Linked DNA regions of Mus musculus: region 1 is linked to region 2. The links are chromatin contacts, found by Hi-C or POLR2A ChIA-PET in ENCODE. All regions are on one chromosome and are shown on one strand. Each heading gives the region's core, a stretch centred on a gene start or an enhancer-like site at or near the end of the contact. The rest is flanking DNA. Distances are from core to core; before and after follow the strand shown.

What was found. A loop is a pair of places that touch in the nucleus more often than their neighbours do. ChIA-PET counts read pairs that join two places held with the same protein, here RNA polymerase II (POLR2A).
Region 1: a loop to region 2 is called in a map of T-helper 2 cell, with 4 times the contacts of the local background. The contact joins the promoter of Ralb here to the promoter of 2900060B14Rik in region 2. A Hi-C loop is called at or near these places in 1 of 37 maps with a recorded cell type or tissue (T-helper 2 cell). POLR2A ChIA-PET finds 5 or more read pairs at or near these places in 1 of 5 experiments (embryonic stem cell).

The regions. Positions count from the first base shown.
Region 1 is chr1:119,502,843-119,506,881 of GRCm38, reverse strand. It overlaps Ralb (v-ral simian leukemia viral oncogene B), which reads left to right and starts at 2,100. Exons shown (of 5, transcript NM_022327.5): 1 at 2,100-2,305.
Region 2 is chr1:118,456,742-118,460,861 of GRCm38, reverse strand. It overlaps 2900060B14Rik (RIKEN cDNA 2900060B14 gene), which reads left to right and starts at 1,597. Exons shown (of 1, transcript NR_027901.1): 1 at 1,597-2,193. It overlaps Clasp1 (CLIP associating protein 1), which reads right to left. Exons shown (of 43, transcript NM_001359328.1): 3 at 983-1,061.

The sequences.
Region 1 (4,039 bases), core at 851-3,350, 1.0 Mb before region 2:
AGCCTTTTCAGACAGCCCAGTGCATCCTGTGTGGAAGGGACAGGAACAGCTGTAACACACTCCAGGAAAGGTGGGCCACAGCCTCGGGGCTACATGGAGGTGGGAGGGGGCAAGACCAGGGAAATTCTGGCCTGTCTGGTAAACCAATTCTTGACTCTGTCTCCTGAAGCGTCATTTCACGCGTGGACAGATTATTGTCTAAGCTTGCATCTGATCATCGAGGCTTGCCTGAGGAGGAAGTCGGGACATGCTGCAGCCTTCACGATGGCATCTGCTGCCCCTCACCGTGGTAGTCTGCATTTGTGCTTTTCTCATTAACTCTGTGTGTAACCTCATTTAGCCCTGTGTACCTACAGCTAGAGGTATTGCTCCTACTGGCTAGCTGGGATCAGAGGTGCATGGAGGCTGAGTGCTCTCTAATTACATGACTGCTGGTTACGTGGAGGAATTCTCCTTCAGCCCATACTTCCTGACTCTGTCAGACTTCAGTGTGATTCTCCCAGGTTATGAACTCTGCAGAGAGCTGTTTGAAAGTGCCTCCTGTACAGTCTGGAGAGATGACTCAGCAGCTAAGAGCACTTGTTGCTTCTGTAGAGGACCCAAGTTCAGTTCCCAACACCCATACGATGGTTCAGAACCCGTAATGCCAGTTCCAGGGGATCCGTACCCTCTCTTGCAGGCACTCAGCACCCATGTGGTGTACATAGATTCAGTGCAGGTAAAACACCATGCACATAGCCAGGCATGGTGTTGCATGCCTTCAATGCCAGTACTAGGAGGCAGAGACAGGCAGATCTTTATGAGTCTGAGGCCAGCCTGGTCTACAAAGTGAATTCCAGGACAGCCAGGGCAGTCACACAGAGAAACCCTGTCTCACACAAAAAACAAAAAACAATAAAATAAGACCACCCCTCCCCTCCCACCACCACCCCCCAAAAAGAGAAAGAAACCCCCATGCACATAAAATAAATCTTTTTTTTTAAGAGCCCTGGCAGTTTTTCTTTCTTTTAAATTTGCGTGTGCAGAGGGAGGAAGGTTGAGAGAGAGAGAGAGAGAGAGAGAGAGAAGAGGGAGTGCACATCAGAGGACAACTTGAGGGAGCCAGTTTTCTCTTCCCATTATGTGGTTCCCAGGGGTCTACAGGGGTCCAAGTCTGTTGAGGCTGTGGGGCTTGTCTCTGCGGGTGTCTTTACCCCTCCAGCCACCTGCTAGCCCAGGGAGACTTGGCTTCTCCTTATGCTGTCAGTGGGAGGACTAGGTCTGTTAGTTGCTGGTATGGAACCATTTAAACAAAGCACAAAAGCCTCTGATATAATATACAAGTATCCTAGTTTAGAATTATCAGCAAGAATAATTACACAGTGCGGGCTACGGTTATCACTGTTTCCCTCCTTAAAGATCAGAAACAAACGTTGAATTATTAATTACCATACAGTGAAAAGCACCAGTTCGTACGGGTGGGTGGGGTATCACACAACTGTGGCAGTGAGAAGTGGCTAATGTTCAGCTGGGAAAATCAACCCTAGTCGAAAACGCGTAAGAAAATAAGCTCCTGAGCGTAGGAGGGTGATGAAGGGCAGCCTGCAGCTTGTAGTTCTTGCCGCTGGCTATAGCTAGGGTTAGGGTTCCTGACCTGGCCTGTGACCTAGGTCAAATTAATAGCTGTAATTCCTTTACTAGTAGGGTGTCATGGGCGAAGCTAGAGGCGATGCCACCTGGAGTTTCCAGTCCCTGACCAAGGGTCTTCAAAGCTGCTTATCACCTTCCACACTAGGGCGCAGGCCACACTTGGCCACACAGTCCTCCTCATTGGCTTCTATCAGCTCAGTCTTTCTTGGCTTTTTCACAACTCTGGCCTGGCTCCGGCTTCCCCAGGAGTGCACCCGCCCACGCCCCGGCGTCCCCAGACCAGTTCCCAAGCTCTGCCACTGCAGCAGCGGTCACGTGCGCGAGTCCGGCTGGGGAGCCGAAAGGAAGGGGGAATGGGTGGGGCCGTTCCGTGGGTGCCACGCCCACACACTCAATGTGTTTTCTCATTGGTGAAGGTTTGGAAGTACCTCTTCGGATTGGTCAATAGGCGTGGCCTCGGAGAACGGAAGGGAGGGCTGCCTCTGGAGAGGACAGGGTTGCCGGGCGGACAGCGGGAACGCGCTCCGGGGGGTGGGGACGCGCGAGCTCACCACTCCTCAATGACAAATCGACTGGGGACAGCTGGGGTCCGGCCCCAGGACGGGGCGGGGCGCTCGTGAGAGCGGCGATTCTGGTTGTGCGCATAGCCAGAGCGGCGGTGGGACGGCTCCCCCAGGTAAGGATGCTGTGCCCCGCAGGGGACCGCAGACGAGGGGTGCGCCCTAGGATAGGGAAGTGAGTACGCTCTCCGCGCGATTGCAGGCCTCCTAGTTCCACGTTGGGAGGGAGGGACACGTCTCATGAAGGACAACGCCCCGGACTGCGCCCCGCTTGGCTTGAAAGGTGTCTTTTGGGAAAGCCGGAGAGACTCCCAGCCGGATCTGGGGGTGCTGAGGACATGGGGGAGGCGCCCCAGTTTCTCTTCCCTTGCTGCCTGTCCTTCCCTTTTTCCACAAATGGCCACTTCCTGCCTTTTCGGGCCTCCCTCCTGAGTTGGTCCACTTCCTCCGTCCCTTTCAGATCCATAAAATGTTGCCCAAACTTCTTTCTTAAAGGTAGGAACTTGTACTTTGGGTGACCTGGGAGCTGGGTTCAAGAAGTTTGTAGGGATTTGTTGGTTGTGAATTACTTTTTGATTCTGTCTTCCAGTTGCCTTTCAGAGTGTGACTAGCATCAAAGGTGGTTTTTAGAAGCACCGTGGCTTGAAGGGTTTTCCTGACCCGGTTCTCTGAGCCAAGTCAGCTCGTGGCTCAGACTTGCTTGTGGCCCAGACTTGAGTGTCCCCAGAGGGCGCGGCACCCACAGCAGGGTCCTTTTTCCTAGAGTTCATTTCCAAGTGAATCCTGGAATCTAGGGATTGGTGTTACCAGGGTGTTCTGGAAGAGGGTCTGGAATGGACTGATAGTTCTTACCCTCACTTGCCTTCAATCCCTGAAGAACAGAGATCCTCTCGCTCTGGCTCTGCTTTCATTTCCTAACCACCTTTCTTAAGTTTGGGTTTATTGAATGATCAAGGCTTATCCTCAGAGGGGCAGGGAGTGTGCTTTGGATGTGCCAAGTGAAGATAGTTTTAATCAGAGCAAGAATCTTACATGTTAAGTCTCAGAACATGTCAAAGTGGCGCCGCTTAAGCCTGGATTGAGGTGGTGAAATTGTGAGAGCCATAAAGGGAGGTGCTGAATATTGAGAAGGAGGTGTGAGCCAAGGTTGATCCTGGTTTTGGAACTTTGTGTGTATGAGACATGATCTTTTGTAGCGCAGGCTGGCCTGGAACTTGATAGATAGCTAGAGTGACCTTGAACATGTGACGTTCCTGCCTCTACCCCTTGAGTGTTGTGATAACTGTATTCTACCATGCCTGGTCCATGCAGTGGTGGGGCTGGAACTCTGGGCTTCCTATATGCCCAAGAACTCTACCAGCAGAGCCAAATCCCCAGCCTGGTTCTGGAATTTTCTTAGTGCCGTGGTCTAGAGGAGGCCCTTTGTCTTCTCTGAGCTCTGAAAGAGTTGGCTGCCCACCCCCACTGTCAGCTTCCAATCCAGTAGGCAGTGTTTAAGGTGTGGGAGTGGGCATGGTTCTAGGATTCCATGAAATGCCCCCCTGCTGAAGCTGTGATGTGTGTGTGTGTGTGCATGAGTGTATGAGTATATATGTGTATGTGTATGCATTCTTGTAATTTTATTTACATGTGACTATGCAAATATCTGTATATATGTTTGTATTTTTTAGATTTATTTTTATGTGTGCATATGTGTGGGACAGGAACCCTTGGAAGCCAGAAGAGGGCGTGGCTGGGATTCCCTGGAGCTGGAGTTACAAACTGTTGTGAGCTGCCCTGCATGGGCCCTGGGAACCAAGCAGGCCTCTGGAGGAGTAGCAGATGCTCCTAATTGCTGAGCCGTCTCCCCA
Region 2 (4,120 bases), core at 348-2,847:
CTCACCTTATAAACATCCCTCAGCTACGCTTCTGCATGCAACCCTAGTGAGACTCGGTAGGTCATGGGAGGGGAAAGACAGGAATGTAGAAGGAGCTAAGTGGAGAAAGAAGGTATCAAGCAGGAGTGAGAGGGAAATAGAGGCAACTGTAAGAGTGGAGGTGTGGTTGAAATACACTGTAGGGAATGCCATGCTTGAAATGACATATGCAATGGAAACATTAAGCAACAGACCAGCATGCTTCAGTGGCATTGGGTACATTTTACTTATAGCATACAAAAGACACACAGCACACCCACACACTGAAGCATGGGCCAGCCCACCCATGTCTATTCCAACCCCGTTAGGCCTCTGGTGAGAATCCATGAGTCCTGAGCTAATGTAGGGGGGAAATGGAAAATGGTTCAAACATCAGATTCCTAACAGTAAGTTTCAGGATCCCACCATCCTTCTCAGTGAGCGCACTGACTGCAAAGCTACAGAAAAAGAAAAGGACAGACAGACACTGGTAATGAACACTAGTGGAGAATTCCAGCTGACACTGTGGCTCAGTGGTTATTGCTTGCTGGCATACAGAGGACATAGATTCTATTCACCCACTGCGCACACAAAAGGGAATCAAGAAAAGAGAATAGAGAAATTTGCTACTGAAACAGTTGTATAAACAGAATTGCTTAGTGTTTACATCGCCACCATGAAACACACTGATTTAGAGACATCTAAACGGTGGAAAAATCCAACTGGCTCCTTTTTTGTAGGACTTTTCAAAGAAAACTGAGTCTCCGAGGAGGTTGAGAGGACAATGCGTACTGGCTGGCATCAAGCTGATGTCTAAACTGGCATAAAAATCCTCAATTGGCAATATTATAATAATTCGGGTTTAGAGGGGAAGGTACCAGTTTAGGGGCGGTGAGGCCACGATGTGGGGTGAGTCCAGGGTGGGACGGAAGGATGAGAGCCTGCTATGCTAGCTAAGGCTCACCTGTGCCGATTTGCGCCTTGAACCGGTCCTGCAGCCTAGTCACCAGTGCCGACAGGATGTCCATGCCCAAGAGAACCACCTGCAACGCAAAGAAGCACAGCGTCAGCGGTGCAGTGGGATGGCGCTGACATAGCTGGTCCCCGCGGGCGCCCAGCGACTGGGAAGACTGAGCTGGCTGGTCAGGAAAGGGTACTCGGCACGGAAAAACCCGCTACCGTTTGGAAGAAAAACTCGCCGAAGCGGAACTCCACTGAAGCAGCACGACCTAGAGGAGCCTACTGCGGCCCCGCCCTCTCCTTGAGTTGCGTATGCAAATTTACCAGGTCGCACCCTCCCCCCAAATTGCTAACTCTAAGCCTCCCTCCGGCCCCGCCCAGAAAGGCGTGTATGCAAATTTTCAGACTTGTGACGCGCGGCCTTCTGGGTAAAGACAAGCAGGCTTCAGAAAGCCCCTTGGGAGTTTCAGAAAAACAGAAAGGGTATTCGACGTGGGAAGCAGCAGTCGAAGAAAATACTGTACACCGGGCAGGTTGGGGTAGGCCTCCTGCGGTGGTCACCGCAACCAAACCCGGACTTAGAGCTTTCTGGCTGCCGGGCGCGCGTGGTTGCAAGCAACCATCCTTTTCTTGGGGTTGCGCTACTGTCCAATGAACGCGTAGTGAGGGCAGTACTGCTAACGCCTGACAACACACCTGCATCGGTTAGAGCTCTGCTTTACCTTGGTGCAATTTTTGGAAAAAACCACAAAACCTCTCTTCCTTACCTAAACATTTAAAGATTAAAGTAGCCGCGTGTGTACTGTTGCCCTCCTCGCAGTTCCTTTATTGTATGCTAGAGGGCAGCCGGACAGTAATTACTGGAGACCAGCTTTCTCACCGCTGCCCTAAGACTGTGATACACTAAGAAGCGCTCCCTTTGGAAAATGTTGTAATACAGATAAAGGGTTCCGTATTTGGGTTTTCATCCAGCTTACAAGTAAATCTATATACTAATTCAAACACCAAGCCAGCACTGGGAGGAATTAGATACTTGAAAGTGTATAATTCTTTTGAGGCGCAGAGTCTATGTAGCCCTTAGCATGTAGCCCCTGCTGGCCTCAAACTTGTAGCTCCCGACTGCTAAAATTAAAGGCATGTACCACTTCCCGGGGCCCTTTTTTCTCCCAACTTTTAAAATAGTTCTATTTATGAGCATTTTCTTTAAAACAAAGCAAAAAAAAAAAAAAAAAAAAAACCAAAAAAACAAAAACAAACAAAGGTCTTACTTTTGAGCCACAGGATTTAAGTTTCCTTAGTTTGGCTTCCTTCCAAAGAGCACAGTAGGAATGGGAGGTAATTTTACAGTACAGAAACCTGACAAACTATTACCTCAGCCAGGTGACCAAGGTCAGCTTAAACAATGCTAAGTCATGCTGGTGATGTAAGCTTGGTATAATATAATGCACACTTCACCTCTGTCACAGTCTCTTTAAAGCCCACAAGCTGTGAGTAATCTCAAGGAAAATATGAGGGAAACTCAAACACCTGCCCAGTGCGTCGCTGTCAGGGCCAAAACCAAGGATACCGAGAAACTGCCACAGTGAAGACAAATTTTTTATAGTTTCTTAATTTGCCTGGGAAAAGGAAAATGACTTTTTCCAGATATTGTTTTGTTTTGTTTTGAAAGAACCAAATAATAAACAAACCAACTTAAGAGCCAAAGAATGGGCTCCATTGAAAGTTCAGTGTACATAGAGCAAGAGAAATTAAACAGGAAAGCTCCAAGTGCAGCCCAAGGAAGCAAAGGGTTAGAGACCCCCAAAGCGCAGGTGCACAGCAGAGACAGATGCTCTGACAGACAGAGCAGTGGTAAAAAGCAACAGCTGACAATCACTATAGGCTACTACAAAGGAAAAGGGAGGGAGGGAGGGAGGGAGAGAGCAAGGGAGGCAGGGAGTGACAGCACAAAGAAATAGGAACTGCACACTGCTGTTGGAGATGCAAAATGAAAATCAGTGTGCAAAATGTCTTCAGAAAATTAAATAGAACTGAACTGTATGATCCAGCAATTCTGCTCTGGATGTGAACACACGGAGGTAAAGCAGGCTCAAGGGCTCTGCGTGCTCATGTCCGTGGCAGCAATTCTACAGTAAGTATGGAAACGCTCGCTCAACACATGGTCTTATCGCTCCAGTCCTCTAGCCTTCCTATCTACAACTGTGCTTTCACAGTTTTAGCTATCACAGCAAACAACAGTCCCAAAGTAACACATGAAAATTCCTGAAGTAAACAACTTATTGAATTTAAATTGTGTGCTATTCTGAAAGCACAGTACACGATCACACTCTACTGCTCAGTCCCACTCAGAAATGAGAACCATCCCTCTGGCATCCGGCATCCAGGCAGTATACGCTGCCCTCCACGAATCACTTGGCAGTCACACTGCAGCTCTGCTGGGAGACAGAGTGAGCTTACTTGCAAATGTTCCCAAAGCACAAGAGTGACACTGACAATCTGGGCATGCCAAAGAGAAAGTATTGGGACTACAGGGTGTAGCTCCACACCTGGCTTCCTCTTCAGCAAGGGCTTCACAGCCTCGTGAATATGTGCAGAAACACAAATAGTAAGACATTCAGCACAAGGTGGTGGGCTCCCTCCTACTGACTACAAACCGGAAGGCAGTGCCACTAGCTCACATGCAAATTGATAGCAGACAGCGGAATCCATCAACAGCCAGGAAAGGAAAGAGATCCTGCCACAGCGAGCACTGGAGCAGTGGCCACAGTGCTATTGTTACATAGCCGCCCTTGGGTCACTCCAGTATCTACAGGGAATAAAACGAGAGTGCCTCCTGTCACACACCAGACACAACCAGTACATCTTCAAAAGCAGCTCCACGATCCTGGGATAGGAGAAAATCCGGGCCAGATAAACAAACTTCACAGGACCAGACTGAAGAGCTGGACCACACTGGATGAGCTCTCTCATTCCTAAGGCCCTTTGGAAGAAACAACACACTCCAAATCCATACGGAGACTCAGCATAGCCATGATGTTTACAAGCCTTCTGACTACACCAAGGCCATTCAGTGCTGCACTACCACCACACTCACAGACCTGGCCTGCTCACCTCTCTCCAGGTAGCTTCAGACCTTGGACAA